3 separate regions of the Homo sapiens genome follow, and all the other regions are linked to region 2. A link is a loop called in an ENCODE intact Hi-C map of the cell type or tissue named here. Cell type or tissue: mammary epithelial cell. All regions are shown on one strand. Each heading gives the region's core, and the rest is flanking DNA. Links, peaks and the distances in the headings are about the cores only.

Region 1 (8,026 bases), core at 1,489-6,488, 160 kb after region 2:
GGGGTGTTTGTATGGCATCAGGGAGGAAAGTGTAAGGAAGTTATTTCCAGATGAGGAATCTGGATGTAGTTGATTATATTGTCAGCATCCTTTCTGCCCCTCCCTCTCAGTCCTGCCTCTTTGTTTTCACAAATGAAATGTGAATGAAAGTGTGATGTGACATTTCCAAGCAAAAGCTTTAATGGAGCTGCACTGTTTCCCTCTGCCACTGCCTTGCATGATCCAGAGAGGGGCTGCAACTTTAACTTTGGTTGTAGAATGAGGAGGTTGCAAAGCATTGGCTCAGACCCATGAAGGACATAAACATGAGCCAGAAACAAAGCTTTATTTTTAAACTTTGAAGATGTGGGGGACTTTTGTTTCTTCCACGTAAACTGAGCTGACTGATACACTGGGGCTCAGATGGTAACTTGTTAACTTGGGTAGCTTAGGTAACTTGCCTAAGATCATAGGGCTAATATACTGTGGAGCCAGGATTTGAATCCAGGAAGTCTAATTCCAGAGTCTGTGCTTATAACCACTCTTGTGTAGGAGGGAGAATTTCCTGGCCCTTGTGTGTAGGACAGACTAGAACAGAGAGCAAGCCTGGAGACAAGGAGACCATTTAGGAACACTCAAAATATGAGGTTTTAAGAATCTGGAAGAGAATGGCTATTTAGGGCCTATGATTTGTGTAGAGTAGGTGCCTCATAAACAACACTTGAAAAGGTGAATGAATAAGTTTTTCTGACTACAGGTGCCAGTAAGTGCTGCTGTCACTACCACATTCTGGGTAGTCATTTTCTTTACTGTAATTGTTTGCTTTGCCCACACATCATTTCTGGCTGGGTCACTGAGTCACAGACAGCTTTCTTGAGGATGGCTCTCTGCAGGAATGGCTCAGACTGCACCATCCAAAAAGATGAAGGGCACCCTGCCCTTCTACTAGACCTTCACTCGGCATTGCCATGGCTCTTTCTTGCCTTTACCTCATCTTCTTAGTGGGTTTGTCACTGTCAAGTGAAATGTAATTTACTCTTTCTTCATGCTACTTTTAATGTCCCAGCAGAAAATCCTCTTGGTGTTATCTTTTCCCTTCCCCTTTTCATGGCTCTTTCTTTTGCATTTGACACTAAAGATGACACAGGGGTTACTAAAACCTAAAGTTCGCTTGATTTAGCCATTCTTCAGTGTATACAATATATCAAAACATGACGTTGTATGCCATAAATATACACAATTTTAATTTACCGGTTAAGAAAACAATAAAGTTTCCCCTCAGTTTTATAAATGCAATTCTTTTCTGATTTGGTGTAATTTAGAACCAGGAAACACAAGCCCACATTCGATATCTATACTTTCTGCTGCCTAAATCCTCATGTTAGAAAAGGCGTCAGCGAAACTAATACCCATGATTGCTTTAAGTGGATTTATATGTTACTGGCAGTTGGAAATGCAGGAGAAATGGAGAAGAATAAGGGAAAGAAAAATGGTAGGGTGAGAGGAACGGTGAGGAAGAAAGAGAAGAACGATGAGAAATAAAATATATCAACCTTGCTTTGTACCAAAAGCATGCATTCTTATCTGTAAAATGTTCACCTAATACTATTTTTAGTTATACGATAGAAGCTGATAACCCTTTTTGTGGATGAAACTGATATGATATGCTTCAATATCATTATTATAGGAATGAATAATTTTGTAAAATATCTGATACAGGCTTGTTTAACCAAGCTAAGTTCAAAAAGAAAGGATGATTTAATGTAAAAGTCTATTTCTGGTAGGTATTATGCCTCTCACAATGTGGCCATCTTATAAATTACAACAATTCTCTCCAGGAGAATTATTGGAGAGAATATTTGGTAAGACTGAGTGAAATCTATGAAACCATAATGGTTATAGCTTCATAATAAACAGGAGTTGAGTTTCAGACATTCATGGGGTAGCTACTAGATTTCAACGTATGCACTAAGCCTTGAAAATACAAAGATAAAAGAGACATAGTTCTGCAGTGAGCTGGGGACTCATATCATAAATTGTGTAGAACAGAGCTAGTGGTGGAAATACCAGAAGCCTTCCTGGATAATGTGAAGAATGTAATGAGTAGAATTTTGACCTGAGCAGAAAATATTGCAGTTAAAAGAAAGGAAAGGCCTTTGAAAAACCATGAGTTGTTCAAAATTGATAGAGTTTAAATACGATGCAATGTAAGGATGATGAATGGACTTTGGGAACTTGAGGAGAAGCTTGGGAGGGAAGTGAGGGGTAAAAGCCTACATGTTGGGTACAGTGTACACTGCTTGGCTGGGTACACTAAAATCTCAGAAACCACCACTTAAAAACTAATCCATGTAACCAAAACCACCCATACCCCCAAAACTATTGAAATAAAAGAAATTTTTAAAAATGATCAATAAGTGATGAATAACAAGGATAAAGAAGTAAATAGGAATCTCTTGGTACCTTTACATCCAATGAGGACATTTAAGGATGACATTATTCTACGGAAAGGCACACATTCAAGACTATTTCAGATAAAACTCTGAAAAATTGATGATAAATTATTATCATGTCTGAGGGGGATGTTTGATGCCAGTCTAGCATATGGGACCTCTTAGTTTCTTACTTGTAAGGGTATGAGTCTTTTTCATTTAACTGATTATTCAGTAGCCACTATGTGTATAATATTTGCACATTACACAATCCAAGAGAGATATCAGAGTAGTATTTAAGTATTACATGCAGGGTACAGAAATAATATTCTGTGAATTCAAAGAAAGGAGAAAACTTTTATAGATTAAGAAAACTTCCTTCCTTCCTTTCTTCCTTCCTTCCTTCCTTGCTTCCTTCCTTCCCCCCTTCCTTCATGTTGTTCTTCCTCCCTTTTTTATATTCTGTCTCCCTTCTTCCCTCCCTTCTTTTCCTTTCATGGTTATATACTGGTCTCTGATTGCAAGGTATAAACCAAGAACTGGGAATATGGTGTTGAGCAGAAAGGCAGATATTAGATAATAACTTCTCAAAACCTAATGATAATAGTAATAAATGGTCTTCAGAAATTACTCTCCATAAAAGGCAGGGCATAAACAAAACTGAGTGAGGTAAGGCAAGATGTTCCTGGAGAATTTTTTAAACTGACACCTGAAGCACGATGAGAAGAAAGAGTGGTTTCCAGATGGCAAGGAGCAGAGGAGGACATGTGGCTAAATGATGTGAGGAAAGACAAAGACAGGAGGACTTTCAGAGGACAACACAGACGATTCATCGAGTCCCATAACCAGAGTGTTGGTTGCTACAATTTCCTTCTTAATCCATATGAAGCTTTTTCTGGCACCATGAAAATCCATCCTTTCTTCTTATCCTAATTTTCCTTTTGTTATTTCAGTAGGCTGTATGAAGCTTTTTATTTGTCTTTTCTCACTTTTCTTTACAAGGTAATTAATTTCAGTCCCTCTTATTTAGAACTTATTTTGACACAATTTAGGCTTACATGGTTAGATCACAGCATACTTGGAAAGGAACACAACTGCATTTCTTTTCACTGATTCTATTGTTTATCCTTTAATGTGGATATAGATCACACTAAATTAGTGAGGCTATACTTCAGTTCCTGAAACGACTTTGGCCTTTTTAACATGGAAATTTCCATGGCAACCAATCATCAGTGCAATTGTGACTGTGACTACAAGACTGTGCTTCCTACTGGATGCATTGAGTGAGTTGAGGCCCAAGGATTTTTGTATGACTTTGTTGCCACTGACAGCTATCCAGGCATAAAATATCTTGATGTTGATGTTTCTCTCCTTCTATATTTAACAGACAGGCCCATTAAACTTTATTCAATGCCCAGTAGCCAGTGAGCAGGAAGAGGAATATGATAGGTCTGGGGTGAATCATAAAGGCTGTTCTAAGTTGCTCAACTCTTCCCTACTTTTTGCTCAAACCCAAGCAGAAACTTTGTTGAGGAAAGTTACAAAGCCAAGATGACTGATTCAGAATTCAGAAACCTCAAGCGGGCACTCAGCACTCCTCAGGAATCCTATAAAGTTTCTTCATTTCTATGAGATGACTGTACCATATCAACTCCTTTTTCCTCAGATCTCCCACACATCCTCCTCCTACAGATGACCCAGACTCATACTTCATTGAGAAAATAGAAGTCATTGGAAATGAACTCACTCATCTTCCCACCACAAAACCTGCCATTTTAGTATATCTGCATCCAAACTCTCCTTCTTCCACAATGTGGGAAGTGTTCCTCCTCCTCCCAGAAAGGATATTTCTTCTTCACTTCTGCTCTGGGTCCCATTACTGCTTAGCTTATCAAAGGCTTTGTTCCTAAAATTATTTCTGCTTTCCCTTAAGGGTAATATCTCACTGTTATTGTACAATCATGCTGTAATGTAGTATTTCCTATCTTTTAAGTCTTTTCTTTAACATAACCATACACAGTTTCCTGCCATATTTTTTTGTTTTCCTTTATCACAAAATTCCTGGCTCTTCAAACAAACTGCCTCTCCTCCCCATCCTCTTTCCACTTTTCAACCCAGTCCAATGTGCTCCTGCATCTTCACTAACTGGAATTCTCTTTGTTAAAATCTACAATAGCCTGCAGGTTGCCAAACCCAATGGACTTCTTCCCCGCTCATCTTACCTGACTTCTCAGCAATATTTGTCAAAGTTGGGACCCTATCTGCTTGAAACATGCTTACCTCTTGGCTTCCAGGGTTATTTTCTTAATTTCCTTCTACTTATCAATGTTTTTTGTGGGGTTATTTTCTTAAATGCTGCCATTTCTCAGAGCTTGTCTTAGGTCTTTTTAAAATTGGGGGGTGGGAGCTAGGGGAGGAATAGCATTAGGAGAAATATCCAATGTAGATGACAGATTGATGGGTGCAGCAAACCACCATGGCACTTCTATACCTATGTAACAAACCTGCACGTTCTACGCATGTACCCCAGAACTTAAAGTATAATAATAGTAATAAAATCTTTTGCCTACATTTTCTCCTTTAGACATATCTCCTTTAGATACTTATATCATCCACTTTTACAGTTTTAAAATCTATGCTTCGAGTTCTGATATCTCCTCTGAGCTCCAAACTTGTATATGTAACTTATTTCTTGCATCTCGTAAAAATTATAAACATCACATACTTAAATGCTCAAAACAGAGCACTGAACTCACTGTCCTCATCTGACTTGAGAAACTTTTCATCCAGTTGATCAAGACAAAACCTAAGATCCATTCTTTTTTATGGAATTTTATAGAGATGAAATTCACATTACATAAAATTGATCATTTTATTTTGTATGTATTTCTGTATCTCTTCTCCCAGGCTGAAAGGCAGTGGCTTGATCATAGCTTATTGTAACTTCCAACTCCTCAGTTCAAAGAATCCTCTTGACTCAGCCTCCCAAGTAGCTAGGACTACAACCATGTACCACCATGCCCAGCTAATTTTTCAATATTTTAGTAGAGACAAGACTTCACTATGTTGCCCAGGCTGGTCTTGAACTCCTGGCCTCAAGTGATTTGTCCACCTTGACCTCCCATAGCATTGGAATTATATGCATGAGCCCCTGCATCCAGCCCCAAATTAATCATTTTAAAGTGAACAATCCAATGGCATTAATCCAATCACAGTATTTTTCCTCTATCTAGTTCCAAAACATTTTCATAACTCCAAAAGGAAACTCTATACTTATTAAGCAGTTAGTTCTCATCCTCCCCTCCTTCCAGACCCTGGCAACCATCAGTATATTTTCTTTCTCTATGGATTTACTTTTTCTGGATATTTTACATAAATGAAATCATGCAAATTGTGATATTTTGTCCCTGGCTTCTTTCACTTAGCATGTTTGCAGGTTCGTCCATGTTGTAACATGCATTAGTATTTCATTCTTTTTTATAGCCAAATAATATTTCATTTTATATATACTGTCAAAATTTCTTTATTCATTCATCCATTGATGGACATTTGGGCTGTTTCCACCTTTGGGATATTGTGAATGGTCTAAGATTCCTGATCTCCCTTCTCCTCATCTCATATCCTATGCATCAAAAGGTCCAGTTTATTCATGGCCAGAATATATATATTGATCCATCTCCTTCCTGCCATCTCCACTGTCACCCTTCTATTTTAGACGTTTAGCATTTCTATTTTATCTTACTAAATAATGTGTTTTCCTGATTCCTCTTTTTTTCTTGTGTGCTAATTCTTTGTCCACACAGCAGCAAGTGCAGTAACTTAAAAAAATAAAATCATTAGATATATTATTTAAAATTATTATGTATATATTTACATGAACATAAATATATATGGCTTATACATATTTACATATATATAGATAACCTTTATTGAGTATTTACTATGTCTTAGCCTCTGTTCTATGGGCTTCCCATGAAATAATTCACTTAAGTCTCAAAACAATGGAATAGGTCCTATTATTGTTCTTTGCAGATGAGGAAACAAAGGGTCACCCAGCTAATATGTAGCTGTTAAGCGAAGACGAAGACGTGAGCCTCAGGAATCTGTCTCAAGAAGCTGTCCTCTGATTGATATGCAAGATTGTCTAAATCACATCTTGCCTCTCCTTCTAAAAGCTGGTCAATGGCTCCTTATTCTACTAACAGTATGAGTCATGACCCAAAGGCACTGCATGAGTTGGCCTTGACTATTTTTCCACCCCATCTTGCCACTCTCCTTATTACTCATTCTTCTTTATTGATTTCTTCCCTCAGGCCCTTTCTTACACTAAGCTCCCCCAGGTCTATTCATACCCTCTTCCCTCAGCCTGAAACATCTATCTTCTCTCCAGCCTTTATATCTCAATCTAAATGGCAGCTCTTCTTGGTGTCTCTTTCTGCAATGGGTACATTTCCTTTGTGATTTTCTCTCTCTTGTTTAAAAAATCTCAAAGCTCTTATTTCAATCTGTAATGTGTTATTGTTATTATTATTGTTTGCCTTTTGCTCATTAAACCACCAGAATATGAGCCTCCTATTCAAAATATGTTTATATGTTTTTCCTAGTTATAATTATAGCTACTGAAATTTTCATGGTTCTTGACACAATTTGTACTACTGGAACTGGGATGGCTCCAATTCTCTGTGTTATATAGGGAGAAAAGAAAATTGAACTACTTAAATTTTTAGTTTAGTCTTTGTATAGCTTGATATTCCTTCTTTCTTCCTTCTCACTCCTTCCCTCGAGAAACGAAAAAGAACTCTCCGCAGTTCCACATGTTGCTAAATAATCATGAACTTTATTACCCTGGGTGACTAGGTATTGGTTAAATCCTTCGCTTGATCTCAGGGAAGATTAGTTAGAACTTGTCCAAATAAAAACAGTCTAGCAACATCTGGTCTTTTGTGGTGTGGTTTGAAGTGCTTACTGGTTGGTGGCTCCTTGTTTTTCCTCCACGTCTCTATTTGTTTTTTAAAAAAGTAATCATGCTTGGAGTTATTAGAGCAGACACCTGATAGAGCGGTCAGCCAATGCAGCTTTACCTCGTAATCAGCCCATCATAGAGAGGATACTAATACCATGCCACAGTGCGGCAATTCGAAGATTGCAGGAAGCACGGCAATACCCATCCTGTGATGATAACCCACATTCTGCTAACTCTATAGAAAATGAGTCCACAAATTGCCTACTTCAAATTCTCCCATGTGAGTCTGTCCCCAAAGATACACTCCTTTCTTAATTCTGAAGGAATGCCACTAGGGAGGTGAAGAGGCAGAGCTCTATATAGTGTCCTATGTGTAGCTTTCTGCTACAGATTTATCTTTCAGTTACATAGTGTCTGTCTCTTGGAATAATTAGGAAGATTAGAGGACTAAAAATCATGACAGCTGTCATTCATTTACTGCTAGGGAATATACATGTAATTATCACCATTTTTCAAAGTAGGAATTACCTTCTTTTCTTGTGTCGAATAAGGACATTGAAGCTTCCAGAAATTAGCCAAATTGTCCAGTGCCATTTAACTAGTAAGTGGAAAGCTACAATTCTAATTCATGTCCGAATCACTATAAAGCTAT
Region 2 (8,026 bases), core at 1,043-6,042:
AGAAAACACAGCTCATGTTGTGATGCTGTATATAAATAGCAGTTAGATTCATTTTTCATCTTGTTTTTGTCACTTTGGTAAGTGGATGCAAGCTGCTAGCTTCATCAAATTAAAAAAGAGACCAGGAGATTCTGAAGAAACATTTTGATTTAATTTTTGGATAGTGTAAAATTTTAGAAAAGGGAATTAAAAGCCCATATTGTTATCCAGCTAGATGATGATATGACATGAAAGAGTCTTTAGAATGAATTTTATACTAAATTTGGGATGGTGCTTTATGTTCAGGCCAGCTGTGCATGGAATGGAGTGAGCAGGGATGAGTTGGGAGCAATCATTGGCAGTTTTCTACTTCCTCTCAAATTCCTTCACAGTCTGGCTTCGTTTAAAACATTTGAGTTGGTGTGAATTACTGGAACATGAGAAGCACTCATTTTCAAAATACAAAAAACACATTCCAGAGGCGAATAGAAAGAATGATCAGATTTTGCTGCTTTAGATTGATAGGGAGAATAGAGAACTGAATGACCGAAGACAGATTGGAAATTCATTTGCTTGGATTCTCTTAATGGATTGTACTATGTCCTTGACAAAAACACTCAGCAGTGCCTATGCAAATGCTCACTATCCTTAAAAAGAAATCAAAGGGGCTAAAAAACATTTGGAGATCTTGTGTATGCATCAGATCCACATTATCTCATAAGAGGCAAAGTAGCAAAATCACATGTAGGTTCTGGGATCAGAAAGACTTGGGTTTAAAAATCCCTTCTCTGTCATTGTGTAGCTGTGCAAACTTACTTCAGTTCATTAATATATCTTATTCTCAATTTTGATTTTACTTGGCTTTTCTTTACAAGAAGCATTATCAGAAGTGAATCAATCTCAGGAAGGACCATGCCAGTGAATTTTAAAGTAAAATGTAAAGATGATTAAAGAACTCACTGCCTCTCTTTCATTGATTTATTTGTCTTTAGAGACAAGGTCTTGCTCTGTCACCTAGGCTGGAGTGCAGTGGTGTGAACACTGCTCACTGCAACCTTGACTTCCTGGGCTCAAGCAATTCTCCCACCTCAGCCTCTGAGTGTCTGGGACCACAGGCATGTGCTGACACGCCCAGCTAAGTTTTAAAAATATTTTTTGTAGAGATGAGGTCTCATCATGTTGTGCAGGATGGTCTTGGACTCCTGGGCTCAAAAGATCCTCCTGCCTCGGCCTCCCAAAGTGTTGAGATTACAGCCACCATGCCTGGCCTCTCTCATTTCAAAATACAGGAAGACCTAACCCTCAGTAGGCTGGGGTTACATTTCTACATCTTTATTTAGGAGCTTAAATATGTAGTAAACCATAGCTTTTTCTAGATCTTTCTTTGGCTGGAATTTGCCAGGGAATTTTCTTTTCTTTTCTTTTTTTAAAAATTTTTCTTTTTAAATTGTCTGATGTTTTTTGTTCTTTAATTTTTTTTTCAATTTTTAAAAATTTTTATGGGTACATAGTAGGTATATATGTTTATGGGGTACATAAGATGTTTTGATATAGGCATGCAATGTAAAATAACCACATTATGGGGAATGGGGTATCCATCTCTTCAAGCATTTGTCCTTTGAGTTACAAACAATCCAATTACAAGCTTTATGCCAGGGCATTTTCAATAATATTTAGCGAAAATGATTTTCCCAAGAACTCACCAAATACCAACAGAGCTAGCCATATGATTGTATTTCCTTGTCATGATTTTTTTTAGTTGAGTACTGGGATAGTTTATAGAGAGTTCATTATCCCAGAGGTTGAATATAGGGGAAGAAAAGGGGGTTGTGCAAAGAAACCCAAGTGAGCATTCATTACATGTAATTGAAAGCTAATCATCTCTTCATGGATAACTACTCTACAGAAAAGACCAGCCAAACCACTTAAAACCATCCACAAAGCTCGCTGGCCAGTTAGGACAATAATGCTGAAAAAATATTGCTATGCTCAATTTATTTGATTGCACCTTGTTTTATAGACTGCCTAATGATGAGTGCAGGTTCAAATTCAAATCAAGGAATTTTGCCTCAACAAATTCTTTTCTTCTGCTCTCCTGCACAAATCTAAAGATATTTATCATAAGAACTATATGTACCAAGATCTCACAGGAACATCACCACTGGGTCAGAAGCAAAATAAACTTCACCTGAGTCTGTCAAGAATTGTTTGATGAAATCATCTTTGGTCTGGGAGAGCGAGGTAATAACATATCAACTCAATTTTAAAGGTCCTGCTTACAGAGGACAGAGACAGCCCCCCCCACCCCCCAAAATGCTTTTATTTGCCCTGATACCTAAGATAAAGATTTTATTTTTCAGCAAAGTGATTAAAAATCCGGGTTTTTATTTAAAAATTCTGAGAGATTAGAGATCTAGCGAATTGTTTTTTGGTTTGGACAACAGTGACTCCTTTATACCACAAATATTTGGTAACACATTTTTATTTCTCATCCTTATTTCTCCACTGGAAAACCACTTTATGATAAATTCTGTAAATATTTATTGAAAAAATAAAATATACAGGTTTTATGCTTGGTGCTTCAAGTTTCAAGATGATTGTGTTTAAATCCCTTCTGCTGACGGCTCTTATATTTCTGAATTTGGCTCCCTTAAAATATTTTGTTTCATAGCCAAAGCCAAAAAACAAAACAAAACTATGTTTAAAAACACTACAGGGAAGAAGGAATCACTTCATTGCTTAGTTTTAAAACTACATGAATGACGTCGCTTTTGAGATGTGGAAATACCAGGGTAATTTTGTTTTACTAAAGGTGTATTTTCTTTTCCTTTTAAAGACATATAACAACTATTGTTTTTAACTGGTGAAAGAAAGAATTGGGTTTGGGGCTTTTCATGACCAGGTTAAGTAATTCAGAGCCTTGGTGCTAACAATGAAAGTGAGATTCCCTTTCACGGAAGGGCTGGCCCATTTGAAGTTGATGATTCCAGTCTGGCTGGTCCAACAGGTTTTTATTTCTTAAAGCTTTGAGCACCATGAGTCAGAGGGAGAGGAAGAGAGAGGGAGGACATGAGCTCACTACAGAGAGGTTGGTATTAGAGGAGAAGGGAAGGATTGTTTGTTGGACCCAAACCAGAGAAAGGAGTGGCTGTTATTGCAGCATAAAGCAATGAGCACTGTAGGGGAGCAGCTGAGCTGTTTGTGGAGTCAGCTTCAGGGCCTCAAGGCTGAACTTCCACAGGCAGCAAAAGCATGAGTTACCAGCCTGAAGTGTGAGCTGGTTTTAGAATCTTGTCCCAGTTTTTTTTTTTTTTGGTAGAGATGGGGTCTCACTATGTTGCCTAGGCTGGTTTCAAACTACTTGGGCTCAAGTGATCCTCCCACCTCAGCCTCCCAAAGTGCTGTGATTACTGGCGTAAGCCACTGCACCTGGCCCCCCTCTTTGGTTTTCTCTGCCTGGAAACTTGAGTTGAGAGGCGGGTGTCTCGCCTCTGCCCTTGACTCACCGACATCACACTTCCTTTCATCTGAGTGCTCTCTGAAGTGAGGTCACGTTGGTGAGCTCATCTATATTCAGGAGCCAGAAGAGCAAAGGAGAGCTTTTGCATGTGAAGATCTGCCTGGATGGAAGCTCTGATGTGATGGAAGCTCTTACTACCAATTGGCCAATGGTTCAGATTTTCTTAGAACTAAACTTTTTTTTTGGTCCAGATATGCTAATCAAATGAAAAATGAATTAGGCTGGGATTTCCTCTTCGTAGTCTAACCTTAATGAAAGGAATAATGAGAGAATCTATATTAAATAGGACCCTTTTCATACAAGTAACAGAAATGCAACCTCAAATGTCTCCTTTTAGTGCAGGCAAAAGGGAAGAGCAAAGGAGAGAACTGGGTCTGCAGGATCACTGGAAACAGAGACTTACATGCCTTCCAGTCTCTCTCTCTTTTAACTTTCACTTCTTTTCGACATGTTTTCCTACAGACCTCCTCCACAAGGTTACCTCCTTCTCAGACTCAGATCCTAAGCCTTGATATCAGAGAAGGATTGTCCCGTTTTTGTAAGTCCCAATTTGCAGATACTCAGGAAGGTCCAGCTCAGGTCACACGCAGCCTCTCTGCACAGTGGATGGGCTCTTGTGATTGGCAGTTCTCATGGGAACCATGTAGTGGCGTGAGGGAAGATGGAAATAGGAATGGGTGGGTCTGTGCCAGAAAAGGGAAGGGTGCTGGGCAGATGAAAGAATACATACCTATTACTACACAGAAAAAGGACTATATGTTTGTATTAATCACAGTTCTCTGGAGAAACAGAACAAAAGAATTTTTGATAGAATGTGGCTTATGTGATTATGGAGGCCTAGAAGTTCCATGATATACCATCTGCCAGGTGGAGAGCCAGGAAAGCCAGCGGTGTAATTTAGTCCAACTCCAAAGGCCTGAGAACCAGGAGAGCCAAATGTGTAAGTCTCAGACTGATTCCAAAGGCCTGAGAATGTGGTGGGGGCAGGGAGGGCAATAATGTAAGTCTCTGTCCAAGTCTGAAGGCCTGAGAACCTGAAGTACTGGTGTCTGAGGGCAGAAGAAGATGGAAGTTCCAGCTTAAGCCAAGAGGTGAATTCATCCTTCCTCAGCCTTTTTTCTTCTTAAAAGGGCCCTCAAAGGACTAGCTGGTGTTCATCTGCATTGGTGAAGGCATCCTTTCTCAGCCTACTGATTCAAATGCTCATCTCTTCTGGAAACACTTTCCCAGACACACCCTGAAATAATGTTTTACCTGCTCTCTGAGTATCCTTTAGCCTTGTTAAGCTGACACATAAAATTAACCATCACAAAGATACAAAAGAAGAAATTTTAGTCGAGGTTGAGTCTGAAATATCCATAAAGTACATTATTAAATGAAAAGTATGATTACATCTTTCTGGTTAAATTTTAGCCTTATTAGTGGGAGGGAATATATAGCATTGAATGTTCATTTCATGATGAGATAAAAAAAATGAAAGAAAAATAATTTGGCTGATTTCTTTTGAAAGAAAGTGCAGATCTCTGATGACTCCATGCAAGCTTTGGGTTAAATTTAAAGGTATCTTCCTAATGCCGGGGGAGAATCTCTGAGCTTCGTGACTCTGGGTTCTCTGAAGATGGCTCTACTCTTGAAGGTGTTAATCACATGAGACTTTTGTAAAAATTCAATCAATTTCATTTCTCTGTAAGATGCTTAAAACTATGCCTACAAGTGGGCAGTATAACATTTCATTTCATTGTCTTCTGCAAATGTTTACTATTTGCTATCTATATAATCACTGTATGTTTCAATGGATTTGTTTTGCCTAAAATTATTCCCTAATTAACTCCACTAAGAAAGCAAAAAGGTGTCAAGTTCAGGTTTTTAAGTGGAAGTTGAAGCCCTGGTCAAAAGACAGAGAAAGATTATTTGAAGCATTTAATTGGTTATTATCCAGGTTGGGGAGTGAGTGTGATCTTAACGGCAGTTGAGAAAGATTTTTGAGCTTGGACGAAAAGGTGGAAAAGGATTGATTGAGCCCAGGAATTTGAGGCAGCAGTGAGCTATGAAGGTGCTACTGCACTCCAGCCTAAGTGACAGAGCAAGACTGTGTTGTGCAAACAACAACAACAACAACATCAAAAACCAAAGACAAAAAAGAATGTAATTATACATTTGGTTAACACTAGAGTGTTTTATTTTTGATAGATATTCAATTTATTTTAGGTCTATTAAATATATTTAGACTGTAAGTTTTATATTGTCATTTGATGGAAATTGTGTATTTCACTGAAATTTTACAATTTAAAACATTGGCTTGAGACACAGCCAAAATTGCTGAATAGGAACAGCTCTGGTCTGCAGCTCCCAGAGAGACCAACGCAGAAGGCGGGCAACCCGCAGACCAGGAGATTCTTTTGTGTGCCTACATGACCAGAGCCCTGGGTTTCAAGCACAAAACTAGGCAGCTGTTTGGGCAGACCCTGAGCTAGCTGCAGGAGTTTTTTTTCATACCTCAGTGGCACCTGGAACCTCAGCAAGACAGAACTGTTCACTCTGCTGGAAAGAGGGCTGAAGCCAGGGAGCCAAGTGGTCTTGCTCAGCAGGTCTCACTCCCATGGAGCCCAGCAAGCTAAGAACCACTGGCTTGAAATTCTCACTGCCAGCACAGCAGTCTGAAGTTGACCTGGGACAATTGAGCTTGGTTGGGGGAGGGGCATCCACCATTACTGAGGCTTGAGTAGGTGGTTTTCCCCTTACGGTGTTAAGGAAGCTGCCAGAAAGTTCGGACTGGTTGTAACTTACCACAGTGTGGCAAAGCAGCTGTTGTCAGACTGCCTCTCTAGATTCCTCCTTACTGAGCAGGGCATCTCTGAAAGAAAGGCTGCAGTCCCAGTCAGGGGCTTATAGATAAAACTCCCATCTCCCTGGGACAGAGCACCTGGGGAAGGGGCGGCTGTGGGTGCAGCTTCAGCAGACTTAAACGTTCCTGCCTGCTGGCTCCAAAGAGAGCAGAGTATCTCTCAGCACAGCGCTCAAGCTCTGCTAAGGGACATACTGCCTCCTCAGGTGGGTCCCTGACCCCCATACCTCCTGACTGGAAGATACCTCCCAGCAGGGGTTGACAGACACCTCACCTCATACAGGAGAGCTCTGGCTGGCATCAGGTGGGTGCCCCTCTGGGATGAAGCTTCCACAGGAAGGAGCAAGCAGCAATCTTTGCTGTTCTGCAGCCTCTGCTGGTGATATCCAGGCAAATAGGGTCTGGAGTGGACCTCCAGGAAACTCAAGCAGACCTACAGAAGAGGGGCCTGATTGTTAGAAGGAAAACTAACAAACAGAAAGCAATAACATCAACATCAACAAAAAGGATGCCCACACAAAAAACCCATCCAAAGGCCAAAACTAAAAACTCTCAATAAACTAGCCATTGATGGAACATATCTCAAAATAATAAGAGCTATTTATGACAAACCCATACCAATATCATACTGGATGAGCAAAAGCTGGAAGCATTCCCTTTGAAAACCAGCACAAGACAAGGATGCCCTCTCTCACCACTCCTATTCAACATAGTATTGGAAGTTCTGGCCAGGGGAATCAGGCAAGGGAAAGAAATAAAGGGTATTGAGATAGGAAGTCAAATTGTCTCTGTTTGCAGATGATATGATTGTATATTTAGAAAACCCCATCATCTCAGCCCCAAAACTCCTTAAGCTGATAAGCAACTTCAGCAAAGTCTAAGGATAGAAAATTAATGTGCAAAAATCACAAGCATTCCTATACACCAATAATAGAGAGTCAAATCATGAGTGAACTCCCATTCACAATTGCTACAAAGAAAATAAAATACCTAGGAATACAACTTACAAGGGACATTAAGGACTTCTTCAAGGAGAACTACAAACCATTGCTGAAGGAAATAAGGGAGGTCACAAATGAATGGAAAAATATTCCATGCTCATGGATAGGAAGAATCAATATCATGAAAATGGCCATACTGACCCAAGTAATGTACAGATTCAATGTTATTCCCATCAAACTACAAATGACTTTCTTCACTGAACTAGAAAAAGTACTTTAAATTTCATATGGAACTGAAAAAGAGCCCTTATAGCCAAGACAATCCTAAGCAAAAAGAACAAAGCTAGAGGCATCATGCTACCTAACTTCAAACTATACTACAAGGCTACAGTAACCCAAACAGCATGGTTCTGGTACCAAAACAGATATATAGACCAATGGAACAGAACAGAAGCCTCAGAAATAACACCACACTGGAAAACTGAAACTGGACCCCTTCCTTACACCTTATACAAAAATTAACTCAAAATGGATTAAAGACTTAAACCTAAAACCTAAAACTATAAAAACCCTAGAAGAAAACCTAGGCAATACCATTCAGGACATAGGCATGGGCAAAGACTTCATAACTAAAATGTCAAAAGCAATTGTAACAAAAGCCAAAATTGACAAATGGAATCTAATTAAACTAAAGAGCTTCTGCACAGCAAAAGAAACTATCGTCAGAGTGAACAGGAAAAC
Region 3 (8,026 bases), core at 1,489-6,488, 170 kb after region 2:
TTCAAACACAGATAGTCTAATACCAGACTTTAACAGTTAATCACGATTCTTTGCAGTCTCCTAAAATCTGATGCTTTCTGGTGTGATGCTTAAACATTTCTTAGTCATTGATTCCTACTCTCATTTACTAATTGACAGCATCATTCAGTTTGACAGCTGTGTGTCAAAATATTCACACAGCCTTTTTGTTTATTTGTGGTTATGTGTGCATGTGTGTGTAAGTCAAAGAAAATTAAAATAATTTTTGAATATAATTTTGCAATATCTTTAGAGATAATTATGGATAACTTGGAGTAAGTCAGGAATAAGCTTAGGAATCTCTTCTGTAGTATTTGTATCTGCACTTTTATTAACTTTTAGTTGAAAGTGAAAACAGCTGGCCACTTTGTTCTTTAATTCTTTACTCTTCTTCCTCCAAAGTTTCCTTCAACTTTTTATCAATGCCTGATATGGTTTGGCTGTGTCCCCACTCGAATCCCATCTCAAATTCCCATGAGTTGCAGGAGGGACCTGGTGGGAGGTAATTGAATCATGGGGGTGAGTCTTTCCCACGCTGTTCTTGTGATAGTGAATAAGTTCACGAGATCTGATGGTTTTAAAAATGAGAGTTTTCCTGCTCAAGCTCTCTCTCATTGCCTGCTGCCATCCATGTAAGACATGATTTGCACCTCCTTGTGGGTCACCATGATTGTGAGGCCTCCCCAGCCATGTGGAACTGTAAGTCAATTAAACCTCTTTCTTTTGTAAATTGCCCAGTCTCAGGTATGTCTTTATTAGCAGTGTGAGTGCGGATTAATACAGTAAATTGGTACCAGTAGAGTGGGACATTGATGAAAAGATACCCCAAAATGTGGAAGTGACTTTGAAACTGGGTAACATGCAGAGGTTGGAACAGTTTGGAGGGCTCAGAAGTAGATAGGAAAATGTGGAAAAATTTGGAACTCCCTAGAGACTTGTTGAGTGGCTTTGGCCAAAATGCTGATAATGATATGAACAAAGAAATCCAGGCTGAGGTGGTCTCAGAAGGAGATGAACTCATTGGGAACTGGAGCAAAAGTGACTCTTGTTATATTTTAGCAAAGAGACTGGTGGCACTTTGCCCCTGCCCTAGAGATTTGTGGAACTTTGAACTTGAAAGATGATTTAGGGTATTTGATGAAGAAATTTCTAAGCATCAAAGGATTCAAGAGGTGACTTGGGTGCTGCTAAAGGCATTCAGTTTTAAAAGGTAAACAGAGCATGAAAGTTTCGAAAATTTGCAGCCTGACAATGTGACAGAAAAGAAAATCCCATTTTCTAAGGAGAAATTCAAGCCAGCTTCAGAAATTTGTGTAAGTAACAAGGAGCTGAATGTTAATCCCCAAAACAATGAGGAAAATGTCTCCAGGCATGTCAGATGTCTTCATGGCAGCCCCTCCCATCACAGGCCCAATGGTGTAGGAAGAAAAAATAGTCTTCTGGGCTAGGCCCAGGGTTTCTGTGCTGTGTGCAGCCTAGGGACTCAGTGCCCTGTGTCCCAGCCACTCCAGCTGTGACTAAATAGGGCCAAGGTACAGCTCAGGCTGTGGCTTCAGAGGGTGCAAGCCCCAAGTCTTGGCAGCTTCCATGTGGTGTTGAGCCTGTGGGTGCACAGAAGTCAAATATTGAGGTTTGGAAACCTCTGCCTAGGTTTCAGAGGATGTACAGAAACACCTGGATGTCCAGGCAGAAGTTTGCTGCAGGGGCAGGGCACTCATGGGGAAACTCTGCTAGCGCAATGCAGAAGGGAAATGTGGGGTGGGCACCCCCACCCAGAGTCCCCACTGGGGCACTGCCTAGTAGAGCTGTGAGAAGAGGGCCACTTTCCTCCATACCCCAGAATGGTAGATCTGCTGATAGTTTGCATCATGTGCCTGGAAAAGCTGTAGACACTCAATGGCAGCCCATGAAAGCAGCCAGGAGGGAGGCTTTACCCTTTAAAACCATAGGTGCAGAGCTGCCCAAGACCATGGGAACCCACCTCTTGCATCAGCACGACCTGGATGTGAGACATGGAATCAAAGGAGATCATTTTGGAGAAGATTTGACTGCCCTGTTGGATTTCAGACTTGCATGGGGCCTGTAGCCCCTTTGTTTTGCCCAATTTTTCCCATTTGGAATGGCTGTATTTACCCAATGCCTGTACCCCCATTGTATCTAGGAAGTAACTAACTTGCTTTTGATTTTGCAAGCTCATAAGCAGAAGGAACTTGCCTTGACTTGGATGAGACTCTGGACTGTGGACTTTTTAGTTAATGCTGAAATGAATTAAGACTTAGGGAGACTGTTGGGAAGACACGATTAGTTTAGAGATGTGAGGACATGAGATTTTGGAGGGTCCAGGGGCAGAATGATATGGTTTGGCTATGTCCTCACCAAAATCTCATCTCAAATTCCCACATGTTTTGGGAAGGACCTGGTGGGAGGTAATTGAATCACTGAATCATCATTATCGTGAGAAAAGCAGGTCTTTCACATGCTTTTCTCCTGATAGTGAATAAGGCTCAAGAGATCTGATGGTTTTATAAGTGGGAGTTTCCCTGCACAACCTCTCTCTCTCTCTTTGCCTCCTGCCATTCATGTAAGACATGACTTACTCCTCTTTGCCTTCCACCATGATTGTGAGGCCTCCCTAGCCCTGTGGAACTGTAAGTCAATTAAACCTCTTTCTTTTGTAAATTGCCCAGTCTCAGGTATGTTTTTATCAGCAGCATGAAAACAGACTAATACAGTGCCTCTATTTCAAACCTGAGTGTGTGGGATTGAGATATATCTAGATAGTTGGTGATAATGCTGTAATTTGTTTAGTCATTCAGGTTCATCCTAATGAAGTATTGATAAGACAATAAGCGTTTATACTTTGGGCTGCGTTTGGGTCAGGGTTCAACAAAATAATGCTACTTATTCCATATTGGAGTTCATTTTTAGATTTCAATTCACTCTCAATTTTTGCTTAATTCCTGGTGGGGAGAATCATTTAAATCAATTTGATATGATTTAAGTCACAGCATGATTAAATCTTCATCAAAAAAGAGCTTTACCAACATAGTCATAACATATTATCATAATATTATCATAATAGTCATAAGATCATCAATGGCCATTTATTAGGCCTCCATTTAACATATAATATTGACTTAAATTACTACTATACTTTAGAGTTTGAGGGTGATGACAGAGTAAAATACTTGAATCAGCCTCTAAAACTGTGTACATATAGAGGTGTTTAATAAAGCCGTTCTGGGCAGTTTTTATTTCATAAGCCAGAAATAATTTAGCATTTTATTAAGATTTGTATTACTGAAAACTGTCAGGTACCCAAATGCTGAATGATTGATAGTGTTTCTCTACCCTCTAGTGGTCTGATGCAGAACTGAAAAGGCCAACACGAGAATCTTCAAGTACAATTGCCTGGGAATCCTGAGGTCTGGACAGCAACACCTGAATCTGAATCTCTTTTGGGTTGAATCATAAAAGAAAATAGTATGGAGAGATTTAAGGCCAGGCCTCTGGAGAAGGGTAATATAAGCATGGATTTTCATCTTTAAGCTGATTTCAAAACATGACAGATGGAGTGGAGGTGGTTTACAAAAACGTTTCCCCTTTACATGTCTTACTTATTCTGGAATACTGAAGGGTGAAGTACATTGAAACAAATAATCTCTCCCTGGATTTCTCATCAATGACATTATTGACATTGGGCGTGACAATGCTTTGTTGTGGAGGACCCCCTTGTGCATTATAGAATGTTTAGCAGCATCCCTGTCTTCTTACCCACTAGATAACAGGAACATCCTGCACCCCATCCCTAACTGTGATAATCAAAATGTCTCTAGCATGGAAAATATCTTCTTTGGAGGAAGAATTTCCCCCATTGAGAACCGTCTTGCTCTTAACGGTTCCTATTAGGTAGGTTGGAAATAATTTGCCAATAAAAATAATTATTTTATTGGCAGGGCGCGGTGGCTCATGCCTGTAATCCCAGCACTTTGGGAGGCCAAGGCAGGCAGATCACGAGGTCAGGAACTCGAGACCATCCTGGGGCTAGCACGGTGAAACCCCGTCTCTACTAAAAATACAAAAAAATTACCAGGGCTTGGTGGCATGCACCTATAATCCCAGCTACTCAGGAGGTTGAGGCAGGAGAATTGCTTGAACCCAGGAGGCAGAGGTTGCAGTGAGCCGAGATGGTGCCACTGCACTCCATCCTGAGAGACAGAGTGAGACTCCGTCTCAAAAATATATATATATTTTAATACTTAGCACTTGCTAATAATCCCTGTATTATTTAATTTAATCCTTATAAGAATCCTCAGGTGTAAGTCCTACACTAGTATTATCCCAGTCTTACAGATGAGGAAACGAGGACTCAGAGGAGTTGAGTAACTTTTGTGACATTGCATAGGCAAATGGTAGAGCCAGCATTAAAATCCAGGTAGTCTAGCTCTGAAATCTGCATTTCGAAACACTCTATCATAAGAGTGTCAACCTTTTTTTTTTTTTTTTTTTTTTTGAGACGGAGTCTCGCTCTGTCGCCCAGGCCGGACTGCGGACTGCAGTGGCACAATCTCTGCTCACTGCAAGCTCCGCTTCCCGGGTTCATGCCATTCTCCTGCCTCAGCCTCCCGAGTGTCAACCCTTTTAAATCTCTCAAATGGGATGAAAAAGAGCATTACTGATTTACAAGCAATAATAATCCATAGATTCCAATTTGCATAATTCTCTGGACTGACAATAAAACAGAAGGGAAAGACAGTGGAATGACCTTGTCAGAGGAAGATCCATTCATTTTCTTCATTTACTTATCGAATGCCTACTGTCTACACAGATACAGAAATGTATAAAACAAAGGTCCTGCCTTCTGAAGCTTACTTACATTGTTGCAATCAACAAGAAAATGAACAAAGTCATATATATGATATTTCATATAATAATATGCTATGGAGAAGATAGAACATGTTAAAGGGAATAGACAGGGCATGAGATGGAGCAAGAGTTCTGCTATTTTTATATAGGTCAGGGATGAAGGAATGAGAAAGTGACCAAGTGAAGATGTGATGGGGAAGTATTCCCAGTGGTGAGAATAACAAATGCAAAGGCCCTGAGGTAGGAGTATATTTGAAGTAGGAGCAAATTTGCTAGCGTGGCATGGGGAAGGCAAGTAGTCAATAGGATTGGAGTAGAGTTGAGTGAAGGGGAATAGAAGAAGATGAGGTTGAGAGGCAGTGGCAAACAGGCAGGAAGGGAACTGCAGATCTTGCAAGGCCTAGTAAGCCCTTGTAAGAACTTCAACTTTTACTCAGCATGAGATGAAAATGTATTGGAAAGAGAAATGCCATGCTCTGACTTAATTTTTCAAAAGATTATGCCAACCTTCTTTCCATGTTTGGAAAGTAGTTTTTCATACTGATTAAAATAATAAGTTCTGCAATCAGACTGAACTAATTCTAAATATCTCTAAAAAGTTCACTTTCTGTGGGTTTTGGGACAAGTAACTTGCCTTTGTCTTGATTTTCTTGTCTGAAAAGAAAAAGATGTGGCAGTACTCTAGTTTATTGAATCTAAGTGCCATCAGACAGGAGATGCACCATTATTTTACGTATCAATAAGAAAACAAAACATAACACTGCTAATGATGTACAAATCAGTCAAATCAGGCTCATGTACAAGTTAGTCAAATCAGTCTCTCTGAGTTTGGAAATGTCATTAATCTATTGCTGGGGACTTGGCAATTTTTCCTGCCTTCACTTGCATTGCTTGGCATGAAATAGACAATTATTTTGCATATATCCCTGCCTTTGCTTGAATTGCTTGTCATGTAATAGACAATTATTTTACATATGTCTAGAAACAAAATGAAGCACAACTTCATTTATTTATTGATGCTTTCATTTCTTAGTGCCCCATAAAGCATTTGGCTGTTGCTTTGGAAAAAAAGATGAAATTTCTTTCTTATAATGAGTATTTACTTTACTAATACCAAATTTAAAGTCACATCTTATGCTTGTCAAAAAACCTTTGGTTTAGTGTGAAATATTTTTAAACAGCAGCAATTAAACTCGGCATATACAGTGCCAATGATGTGCATAAGTCAACTGAAGTGACAGGAATATGAGTTTGCGCATTCATAGACAACAAGAGAATTACATCATGTCTGCCCTTTGGCCCATAGTGATTGTAAGGTGACATCAATCTTATATAAAAATATATATAGATAAAGACATGATGTATAGAAAATGATATGTATGTCTAAAATCTGTGTGTATGTGTGTTTTTGTTTCAGAATTGATAAAATATGTGGTAGTACCTGCGCTACAGAACAGAATTCACTTGGAAGTTCTTGGCATATAGTAAGCACTCAGTAACTGTCAGTTATCGCTCTCATCTCTATGAAGACTGTATTTGACATGACATCATCTCCATAAGATTCCTGAACTCAACTTTATTTCCTCTTTTTTCCTTTAACCCCAATTTTCTAATACCAATTAGTAAGGTGGCTTCCTCTCCTTCTGGACTTGCTACTCCCAGAAGGAAATTAAATTACAAGTCTCTAATTCCCTAGGCATTCCCTTGTAGCCAAAGTCATTAATCAGTGGCTCATATTTAAAAAAATTGCTCTAGGCCTCTGGAGACTCTTTCTATGGCATAATAGATTTTCATTTGTTTCTCATCCCCTGAGTAGCTTTTAATTCAGGATGGATATTTGCCCTGCAATTTCTTTTATTCCCTGGATAATTTGAAAAGCCAGGGGAACAGTGTCACTTTGTCTTATCCCTTCCCTCTTTATTAGTCAGTCTGTTCTAACAAAATGTTGGTTGGTCCACGCTTTTCATGGAATGTCATGGTTAACTGATAAGCTGCCCCCAAACTCGGTATCCTGGTTTAATGTTATAATCATAATGCCCTCTGAGATCACTTAGAGAAAAGCTGAGGGTAGCAACTCTGTGGATTCTTATTTACCTTATGCGTTTGACATCTGCAATGATGTGCTTCTTTACCACCTCCCTCATCAAATTAAACTAAGAATGAAAACAGATGGGCTGGGAAGCCAGTGGATCAAAAGAAGGACCTGGGGGAAGCTCAGCTTGGGGACCGGCTTGCTCTTTGCCCTCACTATTTGTCAACTGGGAATCTCCTGGGTGCTCAGCTGTGCTGGAATCTCAGGTAAGGCAAAGACTTTGTCAGTTTCTATCAGGCCCAAGTGCTTAACAAGATCTTAAGTCTACATATGGAGTTGCTGCTAGGTCTCCTAAAGCAGGTGATGTGTTCAGAATTACAGGCTGTATAAATGTCACAGAGTCAGTCGGGAGAGTACCCATTTGTGAGGAGAGGTGAGCAGTTGAAAACTCCTTTATATTTTAGTTAGTTGACCCCACTTACTTCATCTGGGTAGAGTGTAATGAAGCTGATTACTGGGTCCCTTTAAAATTATTGATTAAAATTTAAGGTAATCTATCTAAACTATACATTCCTGATTATTGATAGAACTCTAAGCAGTTTAATTCACTTGTTACTCACGCCTAGATTGGAATTTGTAAAGTGGCTAGTGTCCAGATACTTGTCCTAGAGGTCACTTAGGCTCTAATTGATTTTCCTGAAAGCTTTGAAACTATCTGCCATTTTAACTCTCAAACTTTTTTTGACAGTCATCTCCCGGTTGGCTCTCTCATTTGAGTGTGTTTTCATTGCATGTTATTATTTCTTTGTTTTATTATCCAAGTTCATATGAAAATGAACCCAAAGTATTATATTTTAGCTGCCCATTCCCATTATGGGATGTCTAGAGTCCTGCTTTTCCTTATTATTATTTTTTTAAATTTAAAAACCCTAACACTTGCAGGCTTTAATAGTCTTTCTTCTTTGATGCATTTCAGATAAAGAAAATGGTTGTAAATTGAGAGAAATCTTTCTGATTCGTGCCTATGCATTGATCTTATCCATAAGGATCTGTCTTCAGAGGAGAAATGTATAGTCTAGACAGGAAGAGGAATAGTGGGTATAGGGAAAC

What was found. Peaks named below come from ENCODE experiments on the same cell type or tissue, not always from the same donor. Only the 100,000 strongest peaks of a DNase experiment are listed, where the experiment ranks them.
Region 1: a loop joins it to region 2, with 4 times the contacts of the local background. A loop is called at or near these places in 9 of 110 quality-filtered maps.
Region 3: it touches region 2 in a loop (4-fold over the local background); 10 of 110 quality-filtered maps call a loop at or near these places.

What each region holds. Positions count from the first base shown.
Region 1 is chr12:89,063,617-89,071,642 of GRCh38, reverse strand. No RefSeq gene overlaps it. Among named protein-coding and RNA genes, the nearest start is that of LINC02458, 48 kb to the right of the region's middle. In mammary epithelial cell, for the core only: no CTCF peak of the experiment used is centred there; a DNase peak (open chromatin) is centred at 3,972; H3K27ac peaks cover 2,351 bases.
Region 2 is chr12:89,221,013-89,229,038 of GRCh38, reverse strand. It overlaps LOC105378255 (a long non-coding RNA gene), which reads right to left and starts at 6,660. Exons shown (of 2, transcript XR_945169.1): 1 at 6,619-6,660. In mammary epithelial cell, for the core only: no CTCF peak of the experiment used is centred there; DNase peaks (open chromatin) are centred at 3,048 and 3,498; H3K27ac peaks cover 1,865 bases.
Region 3 is chr12:89,046,618-89,054,643 of GRCh38, reverse strand. No RefSeq gene overlaps it. Among named protein-coding and RNA genes, the nearest start is that of LINC02458, 31 kb to the right of the region's middle. In mammary epithelial cell, for the core only: a CTCF peak has its summit at 3,383 (motif pointing left); a DNase peak (open chromatin) is centred at 3,383.